Linked DNA regions of Homo sapiens: all the other regions are linked to region 3. The links are chromatin contacts, found by Hi-C or POLR2A ChIA-PET in ENCODE. All regions are on one chromosome and are shown on one strand. Each heading gives the region's core, a stretch centred on a gene start or an enhancer-like site at or near the end of the contact. The rest is flanking DNA. Distances are from core to core; before and after follow the strand shown.

The links. A loop is a pair of places that touch in the nucleus more often than their neighbours do. ChIA-PET counts read pairs that join two places held with the same protein, here RNA polymerase II (POLR2A). Pooled maps may share reads with other maps.
Region 1: a loop to region 3 is called in a map of naive thymus-derived CD4-positive, alpha-beta T cell, with 14 times the contacts of the local background. The contact joins the enhancer-like site here to the promoter of YIPF5 in region 3. A Hi-C loop is called at or near these places in 4 of 168 maps with a recorded cell type or tissue (CD4-positive, alpha-beta T cell, CD8-positive, alpha-beta T cell and naive thymus-derived CD4-positive, alpha-beta T cell) and 10 of 50 pooled maps. POLR2A ChIA-PET finds 5 or more read pairs at or near these places in 1 of 52 experiments (BJ).
Region 2: a map of IMR-90 shows a loop between it and region 3 (4-fold over the local background). The contact joins the enhancer-like site here to the promoter of YIPF5 in region 3. A Hi-C loop is called at or near these places in 1 of 168 maps with a recorded cell type or tissue (IMR-90). POLR2A ChIA-PET finds 5 or more read pairs at or near these places in 1 of 52 experiments (AG04449).
Region 4: a map with no recorded cell type shows a loop between it and region 3 (5-fold over the local background). The contact joins the promoter of SPRY4-AS1 here to the promoter of YIPF5 in region 3. A Hi-C loop is called at or near these places in 2 of 37 single-sample maps with no recorded cell type and 1 of 50 pooled maps.

The regions. Positions count from the first base shown.
Region 1 is chr5:142,355,751-142,358,450 of GRCh38, reverse strand. All of the region lies in intron 3 of SPRY4-AS1 (SPRY4 antisense RNA 1), which reads right to left. Among named protein-coding and RNA genes, the nearest start is that of SPRY4-AS1, 32 kb to the right of the region's middle. RefSeq lists a silencer at 1,101-1,750 and enhancers at 1,788-2,589, 2,590-2,700. Within about 2 kb of position 1,375, at least 34 of the 41 ENCODE cell types and tissues checked have a DNase peak (open chromatin) inside an H3K27ac peak, as active enhancers do.
Region 2 is chr5:143,152,124-143,154,825 of GRCh38, reverse strand. The region is part of intron 20 of ARHGAP26 (Rho GTPase activating protein 26); the gene reads right to left. Among named protein-coding and RNA genes, the nearest start is that of ARHGAP26-IT1, 39 kb to the left of the region's middle. Within about 2 kb of position 1,390, at least 15 of the 41 ENCODE cell types and tissues checked have a DNase peak (open chromatin) inside an H3K27ac peak, as active enhancers do.
Region 3 is chr5:144,169,229-144,172,094 of GRCh38, reverse strand. YIPF5 (Yip1 domain family member 5) reads left to right here and starts at 1,436. Exons shown (of 6, transcript NM_030799.9): 1 at 1,436-1,560; 2 at 2,130-2,249. The coding sequence starts at 2,140. It overlaps KCTD16 (potassium channel tetramerization domain containing 16), which reads right to left and starts at 1,222. Exons shown (of 4, transcript NM_020768.4): 1 at 1,086-1,222. RefSeq lists an enhancer at 1,295-1,574.
Region 4 is chr5:142,323,787-142,326,559 of GRCh38, reverse strand. It overlaps SPRY4-AS1 (SPRY4 antisense RNA 1), which reads right to left and starts at 1,267. Exons shown (of 4, transcript NR_120664.1): 1 at 1,190-1,267. SPRY4 (sprouty RTK signaling antagonist 4) reads left to right here and starts at 1,539. Exons shown (of 2, transcript NM_001127496.3): 1 at 1,539-1,716. RefSeq lists enhancers at 2,073-2,132, 1,614-2,576, 2,577-2,773.

The DNA.
Region 1 (2,700 bases), core at 126-2,625, 1.8 Mb after region 3:
CCATTTTCCTATTCAAGTAGAGTGAAAAGAACTCCACCTCAGTCCCCAAGCCACTCAGGACCTCTCATAAGGCTGGCAAAGGGAAGATTCCAGTCTGAGAGCACTGGCCACCTAACTCTATTCCCAGAAAGTGGAGTCCGGCCCAGAGCTCCCTGGAAGTTGAGGTAACAAGACCCAACAAAAATATCCTGTATTCTCTTCACCACCTGTCTCCGCAAGCGAGTAATAAGACAAAGTATTAAAGAGAGACATCACCAGTAATCAGAATGTGGTAACTAAATGAGTCTTTTGTCTTCCACTTACAATGTGCAAGCTGGTCCGGTTCCTCAGCCTCTCTGAACCTGCTTCCTCAACTGTTTAAAGAGAAAAGCAACCTCTACCTCCTGGGGCTGGTCAAAGGATGAAATGAGAGAATTCTGTTCAGCGGTGTCTAGGACATTAGCTGCTGCTTTTAGTTCAAGAAGCCCAGTGCAGCCTATGCCGGAATAAGCATTACTTGCTCCAAAAGAACACTCTGTACAGCAAAGGCAGCCCTTTCCTAGACCACAGACCACACCACTCCAACATGGGCCACAGGTTGGGAGCAAACACTTACTCCACCAGAGGCTTCCTGAAATCTTACAAGCAAATGGAGTGAAAGTAGAAACTGAGACCCAAACAGCTTCTGAAAAGTGGATGCCCGGCTGGAAGTGGTGAGGGACGTTCCCCCACGAAAAAACTTGGACTTGGCAATCATTGCTTTGGACTTCGCAATGTAAATTGCCACTTTTGATGACTTGGGGATTCTAGAATGTTCCGGTCGCTCACTGATTCACAAATATAAGGTCTGGGGTGACCTAAACCTGCATGGTGTGTTCCAAGAGCCCCCAAAGCGTTCCAAGAGCTGGTGACTTTCGGCTCACGTAACTAACCTGGGCCTCAGTTTCCCTCCAGACCCTAACGAAGGAGATAACGGTTGTTGCCTCTACAGGGAAGCTGCGAGGCTAAACGGGGATGGCGCGCTAAGGCGCTCCCTAGACACAGCACGGAGCTCCCCGCGCGCGGTTCCCATTCGCTCCCGGAGAGAAGGGCGGCGCGCGGGCTCACACAAAAGCCCAGGACCTTCCTCCGCTGCAACTGTAGAAAAAGCAACTGGAACGCGAGCTGGGGCAGCGGCCGGGCCGGGGGCTCCTCCCGCAGGCGCCCAGGAGCCGCTCGGCCCGTGGCCCGGCCGGGGAGCAGGCGCCCCGCGGGAGCGCTGAGGCCCCGCTGTGCCGAACCGGGCGGGGGCGGAGGAGGCGGAAGCGGGGGCGGCCGGAGCGCGGTGGGGATGTTTAAAGGAAATTTACAATCATTTCCTCTCTGTGGTTTGGTGACAAATCAACAACATCCTGTTCTTTTGTGAGGCTCCGGGCGCCTGCGAGGCGGAGGCAGCGCTCCGGCTCTTAAAGGGACACACACAGGGCCCCTCTCCCAACGGTTCCCTGCGGCTCCCCCCCAAAAAAATACAGCTTCCTCAAGGCGTCACCTCCGGGGGCGCGCGGCCGGAATGCGGGGGCTGTGGCCGGAGCCGCCGCCAGGCCACGACCTGGATCGCGTCCCTCACCACCCCCCACCCCGCCCGACGGGAGGAGACGGCCGCGGCGGCGGCGCACCAATCTGAAGGACGTCCCGGCCCGGGGCCATGTCCCGCCGAGGGGGTGGGCAGGGGGCGGAGGGGCGTCCTCCCGAGGGTTCCCGTCCCTCCCCCCAACCCCAGGGCAGCTCCGCCGGGCTTCGGACCTCCGGGTAGTTATCCCCCTCCCCCAATCCCCTGGCCTCGAGTTTTGCAGTCCCAAAACTCTGGATTTATGGTTAAAATGTCGACGTACGCACAGGAGGTTTATAAAATGCCAAAGCAGAGACTTCCCGAGCTGTAGAAGTAATGAGAATCAGATGGTCGGGACCAGGAAAAAAAAAAAAAAAAAAAAAAACTACTCAACTGGCCTCCTGGGATTTCGTTCATTCAGTCATTTAATGAGTATGTTTTACTAAGTGCTGGTCACTACTCTAAGCCCCCGCACCGCAGGAACAACACAGATACGGTTCCTGCCCACAGGGGGCTTAGATTCTCAAAAATGAATGAACAGGATTATTTCACATCTACAAGTGCTATGAGTTTTTTAATGGGTCACATTCTAGAACAGCGGCTTTCTGTAGGGACACCTCTCTGAGGGGTCTGACCTGAGGCATCCAAGGATGAAAAGGCAAGGGTGCTAGGAAGAACTGGGTTGGAAAGGTCCAAACATTATTATCAGGAAAGAGCTCAGAAGTCTCATCCCAAAGACCGAGTGAAGGGCAGCCCCAGGGCTGCATTTTCCCCTTGAATACAAGCCTTGATAAGGGGCTTGGGTCCTTCTGCTCTTGCTATATCGCCTGAGCCTTTCCTTTCATCTCTCGGCCTCACAGCTTCCTATAAGGAAAATGAGACACTGAACTAGATACAGTACTTCTCAACCTAGGTGCAAATGAGAATTCCCAGGGAGGCTTTCAAAAACACTGACACCCCTGACCCCACCTCAGACAAAGGGAATGAGGATCTTTGGTAATGGGGCCTAGGCACTGGCATTTCTGTAAGACTTCAAAAGTGAGTTTAGTGTACAACCAGGGTTAAGAGCCACTGACTTAGGGCCGGGCGCGGTGGCTCACGCCTGTAATCCCAGCACTTTGGGAGGCCGAGGC
Region 2 (2,702 bases), core at 141-2,640, 1.0 Mb after region 3:
ATATTATTCATTTTGCCATTCATTTGGTCTCAATAAATAACAGCTATGCACACAATTATCAGGTACCCTGTGGGATTCAGAGGTTTCCAAATCTTTCAGGAACAGGGTGTGGCGTGTCTACCCTAGCTGGTCTTGCTTTAAGGAGGGGTAGCACCTGCCTCTACAGCAGAAGTTCCTTCCTCCTCTTCACTGATCACTTAAAGCCTGGACTGAGTTATAGCTCCAGTCTCAGATTCAAGGTAGGAGGCTGGTGGGGGAAGGTGAGTGGGACAGCCTGGGACATTTCTCTGCACAGGAAAAATACATACCATGGCTGAGGGACTGGAGAAAAAGTAAGGACAGTTTGTGGGGGGAGCCCTCCAAAATAATACTATTAATTGCCATACACAGTACTAAAATACGTAAGTAAAAGATGATCTTAATTTTCATGCCACCTATTTGAGGAGGTTATGATCACACTATTTTACAGATGAGAAAACTGAGGTACAGAGAGCTAAAGTCACTTGCCTCCTTCTCCTCCAAATCCCTATCTCCTTGGTTCTCCATTAGTTTTCTCCCTGGGACTTCTCAATATACTGTGTGACATACTGTGTTAAACACTGATTTATCTCCTGTCTCCACTAGAATATAAAATCCATGAAAGCAGAAACTCTTTTTTTTTTTTTAATATTTTTAAATCACTGTATCTTCAGCACTCAGACCACCACCAGGCCCACAGTAGGAGTTCAATTGACATTTGTGGAATGAATGTTGACCAACTAAAGTGGAAGATTAGTAAAATTTGAGAGATATCTCTGAAGGCAAGTTTTCCCTGAATTTCATCAGAGAACAGCTGAATCAAACTCAGAAGAAGCCAGCAATGTTTCAGAGAAACAACTCTGTCTGGACGCAGGCCTTGTTTATCCTTTGAATTCCAGGGACTGTTCTCTGGCCACTAAGACAGGAGAAGAAGGTTGACTCTGGCAGAATCTGCAGGCGTTTGGCATGCGTGCGTCTTTTAGGTCACCAGAAATAACTTGGAAATGCATGAGCGTGTGTGTTAAGACAGAAGGACGAGAAAAATTAGTTTTATTTATGAGGCTACTGAGCAGTTAGTTATTTTTTAGGGGTGGGGACCACTTAGGCAGAGAGAACTCCAAGGTTGGGTTCCATCATTGCAGTAATCATCCCAGCCCTCCTAGCTTTCTTTCAATCTTTCAATCTTTGTGGTCTAAAGAAGGCATTTACCTAGTAGTTTCTAATTTGGGGAAATTACTGCAGCATGTTATGTCCCTGGTGGGGCATTCCCTGACTTCTTTCTCAGCATTTGTTTACTTCCTCCTTTAAAATCACTCTCTCCCAGAAAGGAGTTGGCATGATGCCCCACTGGTCACTGTGGAAGGAGAGAATGATTTATTTCTGCAGCCCTCAGTAAGCACCCATTGAACGACCCTCATCCTTGGAGGTGGATCAGCCCCATTTCTTCCACCAGAGACAGTGGAAGATGGTGGTAGTGGGCATGCTCAGGTCCAGAGACCAGTATCATCAGCCAGGCAATGTCGATGCCAGAACTAAAACCTAGGGTTTCCTGCTTTCCATTCCAATATTTGAGCCACCTTTCTTGTTTGCCTCAGCCATTAGCCATAAATTTTGTTTCCCAAATTTCTTAGAATCTCAGTTACAAGTTGTTTTCTTTCCAAGAAGATTCTGAAAACCGAGAGGCTAGTCTCCATGCTGCACTATACTATAGTGAGACTCTTCCATACCTTTCTATTCATGCAGACAGCTCAGCCCCATCCCAAGACAGCTGCCCATGACTCCGCGGTCACAAACTCACAGGACTTGTGTCAGTTTACTATCACTGCATATTAAACCACCCTAAACTCACTGGGTTCCAATAATCACAATGTGATATTTATCATGAATCTATAGGTTGTCTGGGAAGCTTTGGCTGGTCTTGCCTGACTAACCCAGGTGGCTGCATTCAACTGACTGGTGGTCCCAATGCTGAGCTGCGCTGAGAGAGATAGCTGGGCTTCTCTCTCCAGTAATCCGTCATCTTTAAGGAGGCTACAACAGGCTTCTTTACATGGTGACTGGGTTCCAAGAGAATGAGAGAGAAAGCTGTGAGGCATTGTGGCCTGGGCCTGGGAAGGCACATGATGTCACTTCCTCCACATTCTATTGGCCAAAATAAGTCAAAGGGTAAAGGTCAGCCTAGATTCAAGGGCTCCAGCTCTTAATGGGAGGGGTTGCAAAGATTCTATGGCCATTTTTAATCTACTATGGGCCTACAGGCATTAGGTATAAAAGTGAAGCAGGCCAGCTGTGAGATTATAGAGACCAGAGAGTATCATCTGCTCCCAAGTTTCACATAGGTTTAGTGTAACCAACTCTTCTGACACTTCAAAAGAAGCTGGAAATCTGGATTTAAAAAGATGTGTTAATAGACTCTATTTTTTAGAGCAGTTTTGGGTTTACAGAAAAATTGCATGAAAGTTTTACACATACCCTCTCTATTTCTACATTCTGAGTTTCCTTAATTATTAACATCTTGCATTAACGCGATACACTGGTTACAACTCATGAACCAATATTTATATTGGTTCATTATTATTAAAGGTCATAGTTTACATTAGCATTCAGTCTTTGTGTTCTATGGGTTTTGACAAATGCATAATGTCTTGTGTATATCCCATTCCAGCATCATACAGAATAGTCTC
Region 3 (2,866 bases), core at 187-2,686:
AAGTGAAATTTTATTGTTCCTTTGGAAACTAGTCCCCAACAATGGTCTGGCTTCTTTTGTGAGGGCCTCAGGATTTTGATCCCAGAATATAATGCAGTGGCTCATGATAAATTTTATTGCTATAAACCCTGAAGAAAGTTCTGCTCATTAGTTAATAGCATCTTATTTCGAGTCACAATATTCGGGATTCCACCATCTTGGGAAAGTGATTTAACACAGGAGCCAAAGCAATCATTTTCAAAAGAAAACAATTTAAACATCACTCATCAGTTCACAATCTTCACTTCTTTTAGAACCAACACACAAATCCCACAGGATATTTCCTGGCCCCTTCCTGTTATTCCAGCCTCAACTCCTATGTGGCTCCCCTCACTTGCTGTTCCAGTCACTCAGGTTCCACTTAGAAGAGTGGTTGACAAATTCAGCTAATGTTGCCCCCACCGCCCCCAAGGACATTTGGATTTGGCAATGTCTGGAGAGATTTTTAGCTGTCACAACTTGGTGGTGATGGTGGTGGTGGTTGGTTGGGGGGAGTACTGGCATCTAATGGCTAGAGATTAGGGATGCTACTGCTAAGCATCATGCACAGGGCAGCCCCCAATAAAGAAACATCCTGACTCAAAATGTTAATAATGCTGAAGTTCAGAGCTCGATTTTCATCTTTCCTCAGACCATGCTTCCCAGATCTTGCACACATTGTTCTCTTTGCCTAAAATATTCAGGCTATTTTCCCTTATCCTCCTTTCCCGTTGCCCTTTCTTCTCTTTTCTGGTCTTCTCTAACTCCCACTCACCCTTTGATAACCCTCTTATAGTGGCTTTACAGACTCTTCTTCCCAGATGAATGTTACTCTTTCAAAGAATTATGGAACACTAAAGAATATTAGTAGCAATTTCACATGCATTTGTATGTGTTCGATTACCCCTCTCCACCACCAACTCCAGGTGGGTAGATGTCACCTAGCTTATATTTACCACAGTATCCCCAGCAGCTAGCACAGAATGAATGAATACTTAATAGCTTCACTTACAAAAGGGAAATAGGGTAACCATCTCATTAGGTTGTAAAGATTAAATAATACATACAAACACTTTAGCACAGTGCTTGAATCACAGTAAATGCTGACACCGAGGCATTGTAGGCATTGTAGTTTGTGGACAGGAGAGGGGACTCCGTCTGTCTCATTTTAGCGCCTCCCAGTCTTCCTCCATCACCTAGGTCTGAGAAACTCCTCCTCCTACCTACGAGTAAGCAGCAATTGCTACGCCTGCGCTTTCCTGGTTCCACCCCTAACCAGGCTGCCGGAAGCACTTTCCTCTTTGGCACGGGCCAGCCGCAGGTTGGGTAGATACTGCGCAAGCTCCATACTCGTGTCTCCTCCTCCCGCCCACCGGTGCCCAACCTGCTAACACGCCTGCGCGAGCGGGCGTGCCCCGGAAGCCGTTCTTTGGCCCTGTGACACGTAGCAACGGGGCTGGTTCAGGGTCTGAAACAGAGTTTGGGGGTTGTTTGGGATTAGTGAAGCTACTGCCTTTGCCGCCAGCGCAGCCTCAGAGTTTGGTGAGTGACCCAGGCCCGTGGCACAGTGTTCAGCTTCTCTCCACACCCGTGCAAATGGGCTTGTTGCCGTCTTTCGGCGCCGCGCCCTGGTCCTTTCGCTCAGACCCTCGCTCTCATTCAAGCCCTTGCCCTGACGCGGTCCCCTGCACCTCAGGCGCGACCTTCCAGATTCTGCACTTTTTCCTGGCAGGCCGCAGGCCTTATTTTGCAAGGAAGCAGTCGCCTTGTCAGCTGTAAAGCCCAGTCCTAAGGTGAAAAATCATCTTTGTTGTTATTGATATTTTAGACCGCTTATGGAACCACAACTCCCACGACCTCGCCCCTAATGGAAGGCATATCAGCTCTTTAAGGTGGAGTTGTCTTACTGGGCCGCAACTTAAAAGAATATACATTTTCTTACTCTCTCTCCGCTACCGTCGTTCAAATGCTGCGTACTTTCCGCCCCCATCCCCTCTCCGAATTACTGAAAAAATATTTGTTGTGTTTCTATTTGCTTAAGCAGACTGCCAGGAACGAATTCAGTAGAACCTTGGGCATAAGGAATATTTGCCATTTCTCTTTTATTACAGATTATTTGCAATGTCAGGCTTTGAAAACTTAAACACGGATTTCTACCAGACAAGTTACAGCATCGATGATCAGTCACAGCAGTCCTATGATTATGGAGGAAGTGGAGGACCCTATAGCAAGTAACTTTTCATCTTTGGCAATTAATTTAGTCTACATTGCAGTGAAAACACATATTTAGAATATTTGGTTCTGCCTAAAACAATATGTGAACATGTCCTTTATCAGGAGTATGATCTTTCATGCATAATCTTCTTCCTCTAGAGAGATATGTGACACTGGCTTGGCTTCGAAGGTATTGTTCTATTTAAGAGTTGAGTGTCTTCTGCAAACTCTTCAGGTGTACCATGAATGGAAAAGTAGCTTGTTTGAAGAACTGTTTTCTAGTAACAGTATTTCTGTATTTAGAAGATGATGGGAGCTTCAGGTACCTAGGAGATAGGCTGTTAGTTCATAGGACCAGTGAAAAATTAAAGTATTTTGTTAGTAGTTAAATCAGTCCAACTCTGAGACTTTTATCAGTGCTAATTGAAAGTGCTTAGTGACATTATTTAATGATGTAAGCTCCTTATTACGAATCATCAGGCGATTTTCATACAGCAGTTGATAATCATTTTTATTACTCCTCCTTCTCAAACCCTTATGGTCAGTGCCACACGTGTTATAAGTTGCATACTGAGGAGGTTGACTCAAAGCCGTTAGCCTCTGAACATTTTTTTTTAAATGATCTTTTTATAGT
Region 4 (2,773 bases), core at 18-2,517, 1.8 Mb after region 3:
GCCCTGGGCTGGGAGCCTTTCATTGGTTCCTCTGACAACAGCCAAGCACAATCCTATAGTGGCGTAGGAAGAAAAAGACTGCCACACAATCTCCCCGTGCGGCCAGAACAGCGGCAAGACAGACCTTACAAGGGACTCAGGGCCAAGCCCTGGCCCAGACTCTGCTCTTATCCACGCATCAAAGCCACCCCCCGCCCCGGACTTCCCGGAGGCTACAGGCTCCTCCGTTCCAGGGAGGAGCAGGGCCTGCTGCGAGGGCTCCCCGCCTTCCTGGAGTCAGGCCTAATGGCGGGGGCTTTTCTTTTCACCGGCTTGAGCTGATCCTCACCCCCGCCCCCCAACGCCACCATCATTAACAGCGAAGAAAGGATCCCCAGCCATTTCCATTTCCTCTGCGGCTCAAGAGCCCCGTTGTTATTTAATCCTGAGGCCACCCCGGCAGCATCCTCGGCGCAGCCGGCTCCACCCATCCACCTGGCCAGTTCTCGGCCGCTCCCACTTCCCCGGAGGGGAGGCCGGTGAGAGGTGGGGGATATTGGGGAAAGGCGCCTACAACAGCGAAGGGCCGTGGGCCTTCGGTGGACCGAGGCTCCTCAGGCCAGCGTCCTGTGAGGGCTGGGAAACCGACTGGGACAGAGAAAGGACACCTAGCTAGGGCGACAGAGAGCGGGCAGACGCCCGGGCACTGCGGACATTGCACTGGGGCGGGGGGCGGGGGGAACGCTGGGAGGCGAGGGCCAGGCTTCCTCTGGCTGAGTTGCCAGAATCGCCCCGGGGGGTACTGGAGCCGGAAGAGGCCTGGGCCCAGTCACTGTCTACACCCAAGAAATGGGGGGAGGGGCGGCCAGCACTCACGAGAGATTCAGCCTCAGGAAAAAGAACCAGATTCACTCACCAATCCTCACCCCACCCTTTGATATGAATGATGGACATTTTCCTAATTTTTGGTAAACGCAGCTTCAAGACCCCTCCCGCCTGGCGTCTCTGGTCTAGAGCAAGAGAAGGCCCCCAGTAGGGGTCCTCCCGCCCCCCCTTTTGACTGCCTGCGGGGGGCAGAGATCCCCAGATCTAGGTGTGCCCTCCACCACCCTGCTCTCAACCCGGGATCCGGAGGCCGCAGCGTCCCCCACCCCCCAGCGACACTGACGGTTCCTGCCCAGGCCCGCAGTGGCGTGAAGGTGGCCTTTACCTCCTCTCGCAGGCTGGGAGGGGGTGCAGCCCGCGCAGCTGGCCCAGCTGCAGCAGTCGCCGCCGCCCTCCATTCATTAAAAAAAAAAAAAAAAAGGCAACAACAGCCTCCACTGGAACCTCCACCCCTCTTTGTAAAAGAACGACGGCTCCTGGTGGAGCTTGAGCCAGTCCCAGCAATCACGGGTTAAGATCTTTTCCCGCCCCCCATTCATAAAAAAAGGAGCGGAGCGCATGCGCGCTCAGGGTCTGTTGTGCCCACCCATTCATAGAATCGCGAACGGCACGCGTGCGCACTGGCGCTCCCTTCCCTCCCATTCATAAAAAAGCCATTTTCCCAGGCAGTGGTTGCAACATCGCCGCGGAGGTAGCGAGCTGAGCTGACAGCGCGGAGCTGGCGCTGTGGAGCGCAGGGAGCCTTGCCGGTTCCTCCGACCGGCGTCTGCGAGTACAGCGGCGGCTAACCTGCCCCGGCTTCAGGATTTACACAGACGTGGGGCGATGCTTGTGACCCTGCAGCTCCTCAAAGTAAGTCCATGGCTGGTTTGGAGATCTGAAACTGCCCCTCTCTGAGCCGCGACGCGACTCCCCCCTTGGGCTGGGGCAAATGGTGCGCTATTTCTAGGCGCGCCTCAGTGTTCCTTCCCTCAGCCTGCGCCTCCTTGAGTCGCTGCGGTGCGCCGCAGCTCCCTGACGCCCTCGGCCCGGCCGGCACGGCGCCGGGGGTGTTCACAGCCTGGCACCGCCGTTTCCGACCCCTGGGCATTGCCAAGCCCGGCTTCCCCGCCCTCTGAGACTCGGGAAGCCCCGTGCGTGTCCCGGGAGTTTGCCTCTGGCCTGGCCTCTTTCCTTCTCCTGCCACCATCCGCCTCGAACGCTGGAACGGGCGTCTCTGGGCTTGGTCAGGAGCCACCGTTTGGGTCGGGGGGCGCCCTCGCTCTGGGCGGCTCGCCCACCTCCCAGCTCGGTGCCCACGGTGCCAGCTTTGCCGTGTATCTCCCAGCCCGCCGTAGCGGCCTATGCTCGACGTAGATTTTTTCTTTCTCTTCGGAGCCGTGACGGACTGAATTCCCTCCCCTTCTGCCTCTCCCTCGATGGTCAGCGAGGGGCTGGCTCAGGACTGGGCATTCCTACTCCCTCTCCTTGGCGAGGCGGTTCCTCGCCGTCTGACCTTTGCTCCGCTGCCGCATTTTATGCTATGCAACTGCCTTGCAGTTGACTTTTTCTTGCCTGGCCTCTGTAAGGCCTGAGGCTCCTCGGCCACCCTGTACCTCCCTATCCTCGGGCACCGAGCTGTGCCAGGCCCCGGAGCCCCCAGGCCGCGCTAGGGCTGCGGTGGGGGTTGAAGGTGCGTTTACATAACACCAGGCGTGTGGGAGCTGGAGGAAGAGGTTGCGAATGTAGGAGAGATAAGGCTCCTGCTTTCCCTCCTTCCTTCTTGGTGGTACCAGGCTTGACATCACAGAGAAGAGGATAGAGACGGTATGTTCTGACAAATTCTGAATCGCCAAGACCCCGGGGACAGTGAGCTGGGTGAGGGCGGGTTTGGCTAGCCAGGGCAGCTAGAGCTTGGCTCCATCACTGG